2 separate regions of the Homo sapiens genome follow, and region 2 is linked to region 1. Evidence: read pairs that join two places in POLR2A ChIA-PET (ENCODE). Cell type or tissue: CD4-positive, alpha-beta T cell. All regions are shown on one strand.

Region 1 (2,500 bases):
CTTGGAAGGCTGATCTGGGAGGATCGCCTGAGCCTGGGAGGTTGAAGCTGTAGTGAGCTGAGATCGCACCACTGCCCTCCAGCCTGGGTGACAGAGCGAGATCCTGTCTCAAAAAAAAATAAAATAATAAACTCACAGTTGTAATCTGTTTCAAAAGCAGGAGTTAATGTCTGTGATTGATGTTGTAGAATCCATGGATCACTATTGTTTCTATTGTCCTAGTTTGTTTTGGGTGAAAGAGATTCTTGTTCTAAAGTTGCCAGAACAGTTTAGTTTGGGGGTTTGAGAATTGTCATTCCCCTGCTCTCATGAACATATGTAGGCATGAATGTCAGCAGTGATCTGGTCAGGGGAGCTTCTTGTATGCTTACTGACACAGAGTAGCATTGACAAAAAAAGCAGACAAAGACCTACTTTCTTCCTAGTGCACATTAATAGAAGCAGGGTTTTTTGTTGTTGTTGTTGTTTTTAGGTAATTAACTTGTAGATATGTCTAATATTTTTCTTTTTATTTTTATAAGCTCATCCCAGCTGTTCTAAAAGATATGTCAAATTTAAATTTCAGTAAGCAGTTCTGTTTTACAAGTAATAGATTCATAAATAATAAAGTTGTAACTTGCGAGATATGAGGGATGGTGAGACTAGGCCTTAACCAAATCAGTTTGTCTGTTTCCCTGATACAATGGAAAGTTGAACCTAAAAGTAAATGGAAGTTTAGTAGTTTCTGCACCTGGTGTTTGCATCAAAGTTTGTATGCCTGTGTGACTAGAGGCTATCTTTTTAATGGTAACTGTCTCTTATTGTGTCTTATTGCAATTTAAAACTAGATCACACCAAATTCTTATCAACAGTCTGCACTCCATAAGTGAGCCCTGTCATCATTACTCCCTGGGGACCTCTGATCAAGGCTGGTACAATTTGGTACAAAAATACTCAATTTTGAACCTAATTTCTCTTGGCAGTAGAGAGACAGTCATTTGCTATCATTTCTCCTCATTCCTGTTAATATTATTCCTGTTAATAATGTAGTATTTTTCTTAGTGACTTGCATAATTACTCAATTCAGCAACTTCTATTGGAGCTTTTGCTGGAGTCCAGTAAATACATGTTAATGTGATGTTGTTGGTTTTGCCAACAGTATAAGGATCGTTGTGCCATTTGGGCACAGAGTTGAGTCTAGAAATGAACCTACTGTGTGGCCTAAGGTCCTGCCTCTAGTTCTAAGCATTAATTAGCTAATCGGTCAGGTTTAAAACTGGAACAGTCCAGGCGCGGTGGCTCACACCTGTAATCCCAGCACTTTGGGAGGCCGAGGTGGGCGGATCACGAGGTCAGGAGATCGAGACCATCCTGGCTAACACGGTGAAACCCCGTCTCTACTAAAAATACAAAAAAATTAGCCAGGCTTGGTGGCGGGCACCTGTAGTCTCAGCCACTTAGGAGGCTGAGGCAGGAGAATGGCGTGAACCTGGGAGGTGGACATTGCAGTGAGCCAAGATCGCACCACTGCACTCCAGCCTGGGCGACAGAGTGAGACTCCATCTCAAAAAAAAAAAAAAAAAAAAAATGGAACAGTAAGACCCAAAATAATCATCATGACCATAATCATTATGCCCTTAAGTAGCTTTGAAATCATAAGAGTTTTCAACATGCCCCCAGCTTTTTACTTCATCAGGTTCACCTATGCCATCAGGGACTGTAAGAACGCATACACACACCCCTGCACACCCACTTGTCTTCCCTGGAATGACGTAGGAAGCATGCATCTGAGCTTCTTCAAGTTCCAGCCACCCCTTCAGCTGTTTGAAACTGTCCTGCAGATTCTGGGTTTCCTGAAAAAGGCTTTCAGTTGAACATTACAAGCCCCGCATCCTTACTCATCTTCAGCACACCTTGCATCTGCAGTCAGACCTTTCTGTTGGAAGCTGCTGTCTGACTTCCTGTCTTTTTTGAGTAGAGACAGACTAATGGTTGACTCAAGTTTCTCTGTTTTGCCAAGTTGTAGCCAGCTCACCTCAGCTTTGTTTTCTAACTGCTTATCAGGGACACAGGCATACATGGAATGCCCTGAAATAAACATCACTCTAGGAATCTTCCAAGTTGTCCCTTTGGAAAGACAGCCCCACGCCCTTGCCCTGCTTCACTCCTGACTCCAGTGTCAGTTCTGGCCTCTCTTGCTACTGCCCCTTCCAGAGTTTCTTCACTTCTTTCTCAAGTCCCTTTTCTTTTTTTTTTTTTTTTTTGTTTCTCCTGTCTCTGTGTGTGTCTGTGCACAGTGTGTGTTTACTGTCACAAAGGCACATTTTCAGACCCCTACTCCTGTGGTGACGGACACCCTGAGGGTCCCCATGGCAGGACTGGCCTTTTCCCATCAAGTGAGTCCATAATGGGAAGAAGGGGATATAATCAGATGGCATCCTTTTATTTAAAAATTGTAAATAAATTATAAGGTACAGTTATTTAAATGTCCCAAGTGTTCTGTGGGATTATTTTGAGGCTT
Region 2 (2,500 bases), 800 kb before region 1:
GAACTCATGGACAGAGGGCTGTGGGACAGACTGCCATCACCCTCAGCAGCACACAATGATTGTCATGCCCCTCCCCACCCTAACTCCGAGACAAAAGGAAAAGTCATGTCAAGGCAAACAGCTTAGTGAATACATCATCCTTCAATTCCCCTCCCCGTAACCCCACACATAATTGTGCATACATGTACAAATCACACAGTGCTAGTAATTGCCCACATTCATTGAGGGCTGCCTATGAGTCAAGCGCTGTTCCCAGTGCTTGTTTACATCAACTGAGTTCTTCCTCACAGCAGGCCTAAGAGGTGGCTACTGCTATCCCGATTTACAGGAGAGGAAACAGTCATTGGTTGTGAAGTTAATAAGTGACGATCTTGGATTCTGACTCTAGAGCTGTATCCTTACCCACCATACCATATAAATACATTTGCCTCCCTTCTCCCCTCGACATTGCCCTTTTTCTCCCCCAGCAACTCAGAGGCCAACCCACTTATATCCCAGAGATATAGCTAGGTCATCCATTCAGTCATGTAATGTATTTTTATTGAGCTTCTGCTAGGTACTAGGCCCCATACTAGGTATAAGGGTAATGATGATGAGTGAGACAACATGGTTTCTGCTCTGAGAGTTCACACTAATAGGGGAAACAGGCAAGTGTATCATTGTCATATAATACATGCTGCAGTGGAAAAAAGACAAGGTGCAGAAGAATTATATTGAAGGAGGAGGTCAAGAAGGCTTCTTGGAGAAAATGTAATTTAATAATATTGTTATTCACAGGTTACAATGAGTATTCAGTGATGTAACCTATATGAACTATAAGCATGGTACCTGGCATATAGCAAGGGCTCAATCAATGTTTAATGCTGATATCCTCGAATGAGGGATAACTGGCCCTGCTAAGGACCCAGTCCCCGGGCAGGGCTGAGTCAGGACCAGACCAGCCTGTGCATGGCTAGGACATTTGCCCCTGTGGTTCAGAGCTTTCAGAGACTATGACCAGAGACTTTGGAGAATGTGTTTTTCTTCTTGCAAGTTGCATGCTCTAGGGCTTTCTGTGGGTTGACTGTACAACCATTCACTGGGCCAGCTTGCTATGAGATCTAGAAATTCCTACCAGAAATGACTAAAGGCTTAGGAAAGAACTTCCTCCTTTTCAACATGTAGCCCCTCTGGTCAGTTTCCTCTGACCTCCAGACTAAGGATCGCTTCCCCTTTCCTGACTCTCTCAGGGCTGGAACCTATTAGCTCTGTTTGCTATTGGCCTCAGGAGTGTTGCTGTGGAAACAATTAAGACACTTCACATAGCACAACTCTGCCAAGAAAACTAGGCCACAAGTCTGCAGGGCTGTGAGGAGCTCTGGGAAAAGCTTGCTGAGCAGGCAGAAGGCTGTGGTCCTGTCCCACCTGTGAGTCAGTGCCACTCTCTGGGACTGGGGGTTTCCCAGGAGCGTTGTATTTATGGCCTCCTGCTGCATTCTCCTACCTCAAGGACACAGCAAGTGCACAAGGCTGCCTACCTCTCTCCCAACTCCACTGTTGCTGTGCTGTTGGCTTCGCCACACTGCCTGCCCTCCTCAAACTTTCTGAACCTCAGCTTGTTTGCTTTCCAGATCAAATCCCTGTTCCTAGTTTTTTCTGCTGCCCATCAGATAGGTCTCTAGACTAGCTCTGTTCTCTCCCAGGAAGGAACTGAGAGTCCAGCTTCCCCCTCCTCCCCAAACACAGTGTTGAGCATAACAGATCCTCTCCCCACAGGAATGGGGAGTGACCCGCTTGACCTTTGAATATGACTCTGAACCCTTTGGGAAAGAACGGGATGCAGCCATCATGAAGATGGCCAAGGAGGCTGGTGTGGAAGTAGTGACGGAGAATTCTCATACCCTCTATGACCTGGACAGGTAAGAGATGGGGCCCAGGGATCAGGTTACCAATTGTGAGAGTTAGTAATTTGGGCCCCTGCTGAGCGGAACTCAGAGAGGTTCAGCATTAGGGCTACCTGACCCAGGAGGCATGGCATCTTCTAGAAGCTGGAGGAGAATAGGCCAGAGTCAGGACCTGTAGAACAGGTCACAAAGAGCTTTACCCCATTGAGGTGGCAGAGAGGCTTGTTAGGCCCAAAGCATGGAAGCAGTGAGGACCCACACTCAGGGTATTTACAAATCTGCTCCTAGTATGCCCGAGTCCCACCTGTGCCTCATATTCCCACTTCCATCCTGCTCAACAGCTGCCCTCTGACCTCAGTGGACCCTGTCTGTTACCCCTCCAACAGACCTCTGTTCACACAGGTCCAGTTTTTGTACCTAAGATGAGTTCCTAGGCTGGGCATGCTGGCTCATGCCTGTAATCCCAGCACTTTGAGAGGATCACATGAGTCCATGAGTTCAAGATCAGCCTGGGCAACATAGTGAGACCCCCGTCTCTACTAAAAATAAATATATTAGCCATGCATGGTGGGACATGCCTGTAGTCCCAATTACTGAAGAGGCTGAGGTTGGAGGAT

The links. ChIA-PET counts read pairs that join two places held together with the same protein. Peaks named below come from ENCODE experiments on the same cell type or tissue, not always from the same donor. Only the 100,000 strongest peaks of a DNase experiment are listed, where the experiment ranks them.
Region 2: POLR2A ChIA-PET joins it to region 1 with 5 read pairs; 3 of 35 experiments call an interaction of 5 or more read pairs at or near these places.

What each region holds. Positions count from the first base shown.
Region 1 is chr11:46,661,721-46,664,220 of GRCh38, forward strand. It overlaps ATG13 (autophagy related 13), which reads left to right. Exons shown (of 19, transcript NM_001346311.2): 12 at 2,277-2,375. Among named protein-coding and RNA genes, the nearest start is that of ARHGAP1, 38 kb to the right of the region's middle. In CD4-positive, alpha-beta T cell, no CTCF peak of the experiment used is centred here; no DNase peak of the experiment used is centred here.
Region 2 is chr11:45,856,976-45,859,475 of GRCh38, forward strand. CRY2 (cryptochrome circadian regulator 2) reads left to right here. Exons shown (of 12, transcript NM_021117.5): 3 at 1,756-1,898. Among named protein-coding and RNA genes, the nearest start is that of CRY2, 11 kb to the left of the region's middle. RefSeq lists enhancers at 2,138-2,500, 2,331-2,500. In CD4-positive, alpha-beta T cell, no CTCF peak of the experiment used is centred here; a DNase peak (open chromatin) is centred at 1,276.